Linked DNA regions of Homo sapiens: all the other regions are linked to region 3. A link is a contact called in ENCODE Hi-C or POLR2A ChIA-PET data. All regions are on one chromosome and are shown on one strand. Each heading gives the region's core, a stretch centred on a gene start or an enhancer-like site at or near the end of the contact. The rest is flanking DNA. Distances are from core to core; before and after follow the strand shown.

Evidence for each region. A loop is a pair of places that touch in the nucleus more often than their neighbours do. ChIA-PET counts read pairs that join two places held with the same protein, here RNA polymerase II (POLR2A). Pooled maps may share reads with other maps.
Region 1: a map of sigmoid colon shows a loop between it and region 3 (4-fold over the local background). The contact joins two enhancer-like sites. A Hi-C loop is called at or near these places in 3 of 168 maps with a recorded cell type or tissue (chondrocyte, sigmoid colon and transverse colon), 1 of 37 single-sample maps with no recorded cell type and 11 of 50 pooled maps. POLR2A ChIA-PET finds 5 or more read pairs at or near these places in 1 of 52 experiments (activated CD8-positive, alpha-beta T cell).
Region 2: a pooled map shows a loop between it and region 3 (4-fold over the local background). The contact joins two enhancer-like sites. A Hi-C loop is called at or near these places in 6 of 50 pooled maps. POLR2A ChIA-PET finds 5 or more read pairs at or near these places in 2 of 52 experiments (CD4-positive, alpha-beta T cell and PC-3).

The regions. Positions count from the first base shown.
Region 1 is chr18:13,374,171-13,377,427 of GRCh38, forward strand. The region is part of intron 2 of LDLRAD4 (low density lipoprotein receptor class A domain containing 4); the gene reads left to right. Among named protein-coding and RNA genes, the nearest start is that of LDLRAD4-AS1, 52 kb to the right of the region's middle. RefSeq lists enhancers at 948-2,147, 1,148-1,277. Within about 2 kb of position 1,286, at least 18 of the 41 ENCODE cell types and tissues checked have a DNase peak (open chromatin) inside an H3K27ac peak, as active enhancers do.
Region 2 is chr18:13,498,589-13,502,102 of GRCh38, forward strand. All of the region lies in intron 4 of LDLRAD4 (low density lipoprotein receptor class A domain containing 4), which reads left to right. Among named protein-coding and RNA genes, the nearest start is that of LDLRAD4-AS3, 29 kb to the left of the region's middle. RefSeq lists an enhancer at 1,652-2,309. Within about 2 kb of position 1,688, at least 15 of the 41 ENCODE cell types and tissues checked have a DNase peak (open chromatin) inside an H3K27ac peak, as active enhancers do.
Region 3 is chr18:13,628,216-13,631,606 of GRCh38, forward strand. The region is part of intron 5 of LDLRAD4 (low density lipoprotein receptor class A domain containing 4); the gene reads left to right. Among named protein-coding and RNA genes, the nearest start is that of MIR4526, 19 kb to the left of the region's middle. Within about 2 kb of position 2,101, at least 5 of the 41 ENCODE cell types and tissues checked have a DNase peak (open chromatin) inside an H3K27ac peak, as active enhancers do.

The DNA of each region.
Region 1 (3,257 bases), core at 36-2,535, 250 kb before region 3:
CTCTTGGGATAGCACAGGTAGCAGAGGATGCTGCAGAGGCCAGAGCCCTCCCAGCCCTGACCCCACACAGGCTCCTATGGAGGCCGGAGCCCTCTCAGCCCTGACCCCACACAGTCTCCTGTGGAGGCCAGAGCTGGGTCATGGACTGCAGGCTGCCGATGGGAGCAAGCTCTCATGCAGGAGTGGCTGTCTGTCCATTGTTGGTCTGTGGAGAAGGTTCTAGAGCCAAAGAACCTGGAGTCTAGAATCTCACTAATTAGATGTGGTCCCCAGCAGCATCAGCATCCCCTGGGAGCTGGTTGGAAATGCAGCCTCTTGGGCCCTGCCCCGGACCTGCTGAACCGAATCTGCAGTCACCACATCCCCGGAATTTGCAGGCACCTTAATCTCAGGAAGCTCTGGTCTGGATCTTCGCTTTCCCAGAACAGCCGTGCATCAGAATCACCTTTGGAGCTGATGAGACACTGCAGAGTCCTGCCCCAGCCCCGACAGATAGTGATTCAATTGGTCTGGGGTGATTCTGCCACCCAGCCAGGAGTGGGACCCGTGCTCTGAAATGGTCATCCCTGTTGGCTGAGGGGCGATTGAGAAGGCCAGCACCTGCTAGGTGTGTGTCTGGAAGTCTGCAGCAGCTTCAATTACACAGCCCAGCTGCTGGGAGCCTCATCTTTAGGACTCTATCCCCAAGTGGACATCTTATTCCTAAAGAGCACCCCAGGCCCTGGACCTGTGTGTAGGTGCCGTCTGCAGCCCCATGACGGGGATGGAGATTTGCAGGCGTCTAGCCACCCAGCCTCCACTCCCTTCCCTTCCTGTTCCCATGGAAACAGATTGCGGGAACACTGGGCATGGTGCTATCTTTACCCGGTTTTTGGCGATCTGAGGTCTGTTTCCATGGGAACTAGAAGGGAAGGGGACGGTAGTGGAGCAGCTAGACTGCTTTTAGATTTTGATGGCAGCCTCTGTGCTCACTGTAAAACCTGCTTTGCCCAAGTTTACCTCTAGGCCAGGGGTCCGTGCAGCTCTGAATGCAGCCAGGACTCATCTGGAGGAGAGGCCGGTGGAAAAGGAGGAGAAAAGGAGGAGGTCTGAAAATATCCTTGAAAATGCCAGTCATTCCCTTTTCCTCCAGGAAGCCATTTTTAGGTGTTGGTATAAGTTATTTAAATGCCATCTTTAGTTATTATTTCTTGTATGGTTTTATTGAACATAATAACATGTTTTTATTCAAAGGAAGTGAGGAGATGAGTCATTTCGATAGGAGTGATGTCTCCGACGTGGGGAATCCCTGTGGCTCGGCAGTGCGAGTGAGTCACAGCTGGCTCTGTGTGTTGGGCTGGAAATGAGGGCCTGCTGGGTCAGGGCAGGGCCGAAGCTGAGTGAGATGGGGAGGCTTGGGTTGGTGGTAAGGACAAAGTAAAGTGATGCTGACCTATTTAAGTATTTGAAGATGAAAAGCTAAATTCTAATCTAAGCAGGCCCTGGCCTGAGTGAATGCTCTGAGTGTTCAGTTATGGAGTGGAGTTTACTGGGGCAATCATGGTGCTCTGCTTTTCCCTCCCTTCCCTCTGTACAGTCAGGGAACAGCACCCTCTTCCTCCCTGCCAGGGAGCCTGCACCTGGTGGGAGGCCTTCTCCTCCTCGTTTCCTCCCGCCCGCCAGCGCCTTGCTCTTCAACACTGGTCTTGTCCACCGGCGTATGTGTGTTTCCCGATTTCAAGTGTATTTGTTAATTATCTAGTTTTTAAGTAAAAATAGAGGGTAGTTTTGGTGATTGCCTGGGGTATTGGGGATATTTGGGGAGCAGTGGCCCAGATTATCTTGGTGAAAGTGGCAGCAGCTTACTTTCCTTGGAGGAGTGAAATCAAGTCCTCGTTCTTGCCGTTTGAGGGAACTGTGTTCACTTCATCAGACTCTGGGAGGGAGGGTAGGCACGAGGTTGCTGTCTGTTGCGGGAAAGCTGCCCCTCCCTGCCTGTCCTCCCAGGCTGTGCGGGCACTGGCCTCTGTCTGAAGAAATGTGCTTAGGTCTCCATGCAGAGTAGGGGTTGGAATAAATCGATTCCTACTTGTCAACTCCAGTGGGGAAGGGAATAAATAAGGGCCAGATTCTGAGAGGGAAAAAGAAAAATCTAAAGAAGACATGACTTTCCGTGCAGAGGAAGTTGGCGGTCAGGCTGGCGCGGCCCACGGTCGCTTAGATCATGAAAGGCCTCTCAGAGCCTGTGCATCCCCATGAACAGCGGCGTCAGCTGCCAAGCATGGCAGTTATATTCCCTCTTGCCAGCGGCATCCTGTGGTTTTCTCTGGTGGATCCCAGGAATTCTCCTGCCTGGATCTGACGGTGGACATATAAGACAGACAGATCCTTTCAGCATCAGGTATACACAGGGGCTTCTTCTGCGGGTGAGGGCACAGCTCAGGATGAGACGGCTCCTGCAGTTGCCGATCAGTGCCTCTGAAGCCCAGCAAACTCAGCACACCCTCGGCGTCCGGTGCTGTGGAAGACTGCTCTATCACACGCGGTTCCAGAGGGGCCAGTTCTGTCTTCCAGGAGGGCACGTATCTTTACCGCTGCCTGGGCTGCCTGGCGGGATACATGGTACCTGTCTGTGGTGCTTTCCCCATGAATAACCCTCACTTGCTTTTCCTGTGTGAGAGCACACGCACGGGCCTTCGTTACCAAGGCAGTGGAAATTGGTCTAATGAACTCTTTCTGCCTGGCCGGAGGCCTCCAGAACACAGCGGTGGGGTTTGTGGCCCCATTAGTTAGAGACCAGGCAGCCTTCCCCTGGGTTCTCTGCCCTCTGTGACAGCTGCTCCTGGGGACAGATGCACTTTCACATCCTGCCTCGCCTGGCCTTGCAGGAAGTCAGGAAGCTCTCTCAGTGCTCCCTGAAGGTGCATCGAGTCGGGACTACCCGTCAGAAGGCTTAGTGTGCCGGGCCCCGCAGGTGGCATTTGATGTGTGTCACACCCAAGAGCTCCTCTGTCACACTCTTGGGTCTGCTCACTGCCGGTAACATCAACGCCAGAGCCATCCTCTGACAGCACTGTTTTGCATTCTGTCCTTCAGACATCGGCTGAAATATGCATCTCCTTGGATTTCTGTGGCCAGATTAAGTTATTTCACCAACATGAACTGACTAGGCTGCGTCACGTCTGTTTCCATAACTTGGTCTGCCTCAATGATGGTTTTGCTGCTTGAATTGCAAGTCATTCTTGGAAAGGCTGGTCTAGAGGTTATCTTTTTTTAGC
Region 2 (3,514 bases), core at 438-2,937, 130 kb before region 3:
CCCCACACACGTCCTGCTGTGGACACTGGAGAATCCTTCTTGCCACACGTGTCCCACTGTGGACACTGGAGAATCCTTTTCCCCACACACGTCCTGCTGTGGACACTGGAGAATCCTTCTTGCCACACGTGTCCCACTGTGGACACTGGAGAATCCTTCTGCCCACACACATCCCGCCGTGGACACTGGAGAATCCTTCTCCCCACACACGTCCCGCCGTGGACACTGGAGAATCCTCCCCACACATGTCCCCAGCCGTAGACACTGGAGAATCCTTCTCGCCACACACGTCCCGCCGTGGACACTGGAGAATCCTTCTCGCCACACACGTCCCACCGTGGACACCGGAGAATCCTTCTCGCCATACATGTCCTGCTGTGGACACTGGAGAATCCATCTCCACACACGTCCCGCCGTGGACACTGGAGAATCCTTCTTGCCACACACGTCCTGCCGTGGACACCGGAGAATCCTTCTCGCCATACACATCCCGCCGTGGACACTGGAGAATCCTTCTCACCACACACGTCCCGCCGTGGACTCTGGAGAATCCTTCTACTCACACACACGTCGCGCCGTGGACACTGGAGAATCCTTCTACTCACACACATCCCGCTGTGGATACTGGAGAATCCTTCTCGCCACACACTTCCCACCGTGGACACTGGAGAATCCTTCTCGCCACACACGTCCTTTCGTGGACACTGGAGAATCCTTCTACTCACACACGTCCCGCCATGGATACTGGAGAATCCTTGCCACACACGTCCTGCCGTGGACACTGGAGAATCCTTCTCGCCACACACTTCCCACCATGGACACTGGAGAATCCTTCTCGCCACACACGTCCTGCCGTGGACACTGGAGAATCCTTCTACTCACACACGTCCCGCCGTGGATACTGGAGAATCCTTCTTGCCACACACGTCCCGCCGTGGACACTGGAGAATCCTTCTCGCCACACACTTCCCACCGTGGACACTGGAGAATCCTTCTCGCCACACACATCCTGCCGTGGACACTGGAGAATCCTTCTACTCACACACGTCCCGCTGTGGATACTGGAGAATCCTTCTCGCCGCACACGTCCTGCCATGGACACCGGAGAATCCATCTCCACACATGTCCCGCCGTGGACACTGGAGAATCCTTTTTGCCACACACGTCCAGCCGTGGACACTGGAGAATCCATCTCCACACACGTATCCTGCTGTGGACACTGGAGAATCCTTCTGCCCACACACGTCCTGCTGTGAAAACCTCCACGCTCCCTTTCCGTTTTTGCTCTCAGCTGTCCTTCCAGTATGCTGCTTGGGTCAAGCAGCCGCATCTCCACTGTCCTAATGACAAAAGACACCAGCACTGTCTCACTTCCTTTCCTCCTCCTCTCCAGAGTGTTACCTTCCTGATTGACAGGGACTTTCGGTTTTCTATTTAGAAGCACATGTTTGGTGCAGACATGTTGTCCAAGACTTGACATTGGGAAATGTTGGGAATAATCTGAAACTCCTTACAATGTGATGTTTTGGTGATTAAAAAAAAATGTTTAGGAAAGGTTGCTAGGCTTTAAAAATATATATATTTTGCTAACCTCATGGAGTCACTGTGCAGACCCTCTCAGCAGCTAGCCAGGCTGGCCTGGCCCTGACGGCCCGGGAATAGCAGCTGTCTTGTGACTTCCCACAGCAGGCACATTGCGTCGTCTCTCAAAGTCCCTCCTCTGGAGCGCCTCCTCTGCCCGTGGGGCTGTGCGGGACAGTGGCCGCGTCTCTGTCTCATTGCAGGACAGCACTGGGTCTTAGGTGCTTTTTCATGTTGTCCACACCTAACGCTGCTGCTCCCCGGGGCCCAGTTTTGAAACTGCCCTTTGGCATCATGCTTTCCCGCCCCTCCTGGGAGCAGCGCCTGTGGGAGGGCAGCGTTATTCCCAGCTCCTCAGAGAGGAGACCACATCCATGGCAGTGTGTGACTGTCCCTTTCGGCGGTCCTTTGTGAAGCCCGCGGGAAGTTCTGCATTCAGTTCCTGACTCCCAGAAAAACGTCCTGTCTTTTGAACTGAAAGGAGGCTGATGTCAGAGCCTCGTTGAGTAACAATGGAGAAAATCTACATCAGAGGAAAGAAGCCCTGAGCTGCTTTAAATGCTTCTGTAAGATGATATGCCACAACACGAATGTGGATTGTTGACAGTAACCACAGAGACGAGATCATCGAGGGAACCAGCTGGGAGTTTGTGAGGCCATAAAACACATCATCAAAAATATGGTGAAGCAAATTCAGAATTGGTTTTTAGAAAGGAGAAGGAACCATTGGCAATCTGACCCATAAATTATTCTACATTTTCAAATATTATAACTAGGAAGGTCGCTTCAAGGAGCCTTCAAGCCCCTCATGCCCACCCGCCCCAAACCCATTGTCACTGCTAGGTCCCAGATTTACAGCCACCTGGAGAGGAAGTTGCAGGGGGTCTCTGTGCAGCTGAGGATGATGGAAGGGATTGCAGAAGGCTGGTGCTGTAACTGTTGTTAGCGGGAGATTGAGGCCGGGGGGTGGAGTAGGGGCTACTTTCTTCCCCCTGCACCTGCTATCATGATTTCAGCAAAACCTTGCCTTTCTCCTCTTCAATCTTAAATAGGTACAGTGGCTGAGTATTAATATTAATGAGCATAATAACAATAATAAAACTGGCAGTAGCATCAAATGAATGTGGTCTCCTGCAGTAGAAATATTTACCCGATGTGTCCTGCCAGTGAGAGAGATTTTGGCATTAAACCTAGACATTACCTCATCCTCCTGGGCAGACAGCCGATTGCCATGCTAAGCAAGTCTGCGCCGAGAAGAGCTGAGTACCTGCCGACGGCTGCATGGCCCAGACCCCAGGGAACACAGTTTCCTTGAGCCTGTCTGTCTGTCTGTCTGTCTGGGTCTCACCCTTAATTCCTTTCTTTCTCTTTCCCTCCTCCGGAGGTTGGCATTGTGTATTTTCAAATTGTGTTGCTTTTTTTTTTTGCAGAATCTTGTAGGGTGTGTTGTGAAAAGTCTGCCAGCCAGGTGGGTGGGTATTATTAATAATCCATAGAAACCCAAGGGGTCCGGAGTGAGAGGAGAAACATGACGTGCCTGTGTGTGCACAGGACGCCTGACACTCGCTCACACACGCATGTCCCTCTCTCTGAGAGCCAGGGAATGGGGTGGGGGTTGGTTTGGTTTAATGCATGATAAAAACAGGGGCATTCTGTAATAACAGAGCTTTCATTTCAAGATTCTTAACAACTAAAATAATATTTTGAAACATTTGGAATTGTACTAGAAATGTGTGTTTGATATGTTCAACCTAAGAAAACATCACACTTAAAATGCTTTTACTCCACTGGCTTCAGACCTCTTTGAAATTGGTGCCTACACAGCTGAGAAGTCCGGGTAGGTGCCGTAGGCAAATTGAGGGGAGAAAGTGACATCTTGTGTAACGCTGCAAATTCGCGGAAGGCTTTGAACCGTCACCAGAGTAGCAAATAC
Region 3 (3,391 bases), core at 851-3,350:
AGTAAGGCTTGAAGGAGTGGACTAAAGGGCTTACTGATGCAGTTGTACTCGGTCTGCCTCTGACACTCCAGACTAAAGAAAAGAGCCACAGGCTTCCTCTGGCATCATTGTGGGGATGAACCGCAGGGGACCGTTTCCCTGCAGGCAAGGCAGACCCTGCTGCACCACAGACCAGATGTGTGTGTTTGTCGGTTGTCCAGTGACAGCTCTCCGTTACTGCATTTCACGGAAACTGCATTTCCAAGAGCTTAGGGTCCGGCGGGTTGGCCGCAGCATGTCTGTCTGAGTGAGCAAGGACTTCCAATTATCAGGCTGCCCAGGTGGTCATTTGAAAGGTTTTGCCCTTTGCTATGTCTAATTGAAGCATTAGAGGATAGACAATTTCACATCACCTCAAAATGAGAACATCTCCCTTCAATTAAGGGAAACAGGAGGCCAAGCGGCCCGGCAGAAACTGCATAAGGATGCTGGACCCCAGCTGCACGCAGATTCCCACCTGAACCACAGTGGGCAGAGCTTTGGAAGAGTCAATGCTTATCTTTAAAGTGACAGTGTCTCAAATAGTCCTTCTACTGATGTTGGCACTGCTCAGAATGTTTGGGAATTACCTTCAGGTTTTGGGGTTATTTTTAAGTGACAAGATCTCACTTTGTTGCGCAGGCTGGAGTATAGTGGCATGATCATAACTCACTGCAGCCTCGAACATTTAGGCTCAACTGATCCCCCTGCCTCAGCCTCCTGCGTAGCTGTGACTATAGGCACGCGCAACCATGCCTGGCTAATTTTTAAATTTTTTGTAGAGACAAGATCTCACTGTGTTGCCCAGGCTGGTCTTGAACTCCTTGCCTCAAACGATCTTCCCACTTCAGCCTCCCAAAGTGCTAGGATTACAGGCCTGAGCCACTGCACCTGACTGGGTTGTTTTTATTTGTTTGTTTGTTTTTTTAATCAAGGGAAATTTTTTAAAAGCTTCTCCACAATGGCAAATCTTCCTTTGCAAAGAGCAAATAGTTTTGCTCTTGGGGATAGATTTGATTTTTGGTACCAGCCAAAATCCATTTAGAGTTAAGTCTTGTTCATTATATGGGTGATCAAACCAAATGATACAATTTTGGTGCAAAGGCAAGCACGACTCAATTAGTGAGACTGACGTCCGAGTTACAAACTGATCTGTAGAGAAAGGTCAGGAAGGACCCACAGCAAACTGACAGCTGTGCCTGGGAAGGAAGTAAGGACAAAGGAACACTGATCTGTGCAGTAAAACTTTTATGGTAAGAATGTATTCATGTATTACCTTTGCAATTACAAAACATCCTCTGATCATGTAAACTGATGCTAAAGGCAGTAATGTTCTGGGCATCTATAGACTCCCAGAGTAATTCATTTGAACATGGTTTCTATGGTGGCTAAAATAATAATTTTAAATAAAATGTATGAACATTTTTATCAACAAATTTATAGTAATCTTTTAAATATATAAGGTATTAGCATTAATAATCTAATAGTAAAATCTGTTGGTTTATTTTTTGCTTAGTCCTTGAAAGTTGGTGTGGTTTGTTCTGAAAAAAAAAAAGAGAAGAAGATTAAAAATTATCTTAATGATCATAACTCTGGGTGGCCCCTGTTGGGGAGGCTCACCAGGCTGGGGTCTGGCTCTTGGCAAAGCCCCAGCAGCTCTGTGACCTTGGGTGAAGGTCACAGAAAATCCCCTCTGAGCTCTGACTTCTTCTCACATGTGAGACGAGGCAACTGGTGCTGAAATCAGGATGATGCCTGCCTGGATCTTGTGTGGTTCCACATTTTCCTGCTGCCTGGAACTTTCTCATTCCCAGGCTGATTCCTCTTGAAGTCCGATTGCTCACTAACCCCAGCACCAAGCTGGGAGAGGCACCTCATATTGCTTTTCCCCGCTAGCCCATTGCATTGTCCCAGAAATAGAAAGGATTCCCTTCCTTTTCTTCCAGCAGACCTTCCTAGATGATTTGTCTTTTCTCTTAAGGGACGTGCCCTAGATTGAGCAGAGTTGGGGGATCTTGAATCTGAGAAGTCTGATGATGGATTCCCCAGGAGGAAGAAAGGGGGAGGTGCAGTCTCTGACAGCCAGGGGTACTGGCCTCACATCCAGGCTGTGACTGCCATCTAGAGTGGAAAGGACGGTAGTGATAAAATATCAGGATGGTGGAGAGGCTGCATGAAAAAAGGGAGAAAACAGGGAAAATTGATTTTATCAGAAGGCAAAGGTGTTGCTGAATATCCAAAGATCAATTTCACCTCTTCTTTGAAATTCTCACTGTGGAACAGGGGAAAAATAGATTTCCAACTATTTGAGGCCATAAAATACATTCATTCACTGGGAGGTTAGCCCTTGGGTAGAATCAGAATACCCAGCAGTAGTCTTGCTTTACCGCAGACTGACCGAGGTGCCTAGAGAGGAATATGCCCTCTGTCCTCAGTTTCCCCCCATCTAAAATGAGGGATAACTGGCTTCATTCGGAGGCCTTCAATCTGTATCTTGCCATGAAGAACAGTAAGAAATACATTTTATATCACAACACAAAAGCCTCCTATAATGCAATTAAGGCAGAGGTTTTACAAAACAATACTTACAGTGTGCTCAGATCATTTCTGTTCTGTTTCAGTTTTTGGAATGCTGGCTGTGACCCACTTAAATGGATTTTCCAGCTCTCTAAGAGGCTGCAAAGCACATGGTGGAAAACACTGTGTTCAGTGCTCTCCCTGGTTGTTTCCAGTCCCCACATCTGATCATTCCTGGGGTCCTCTGTGTGTGTGTGGAAAGGAGAGTGTAGCTGAGAGCATAAGCCCAGCAGGGTTCGGGCGTGGTGTGGCCTTGCACACGTGGACGCATGGCAGCAGGCGACAGCCCATGGTGCAGCACAAGGGAACCCTCAGTAAGTCATGGCTGCAGACGACTGTCCTTTAATAATATGAGATGTACTGGTTGGAAGAAAAATGATCCAATAAATACAGAAATGAAAAGGATTATAAAATAGTGCTACGAACAATTGTATGCAAACCAATTGGATAACCTAGATGAAATGAAAAGATATTAGAAACAGCCTACCAAGACTGAATCATGAAGAAATAGAAAATCTTAATAGATCTATAGCTAGTAAGGAGATTGAACCAATGGTCTAAAATCTCCAACCTGGACCACATGGCTTCAGTGGTGAATTCTACCAAACATTTAAAGAATTGACATCAATCCTTCTTAAACTTCTAGAAATTTCAAGAGGTGGGAACACTTCCTAACTCATTATGAGATGAGGCCAGCATTCCTGATACCAAAGCCAGACAAAGACACAGCAGAAAAAGATAACCATAGACTAATATTTCTTATAAATATTGATGCAAAAGTCCTCAACAAAATACT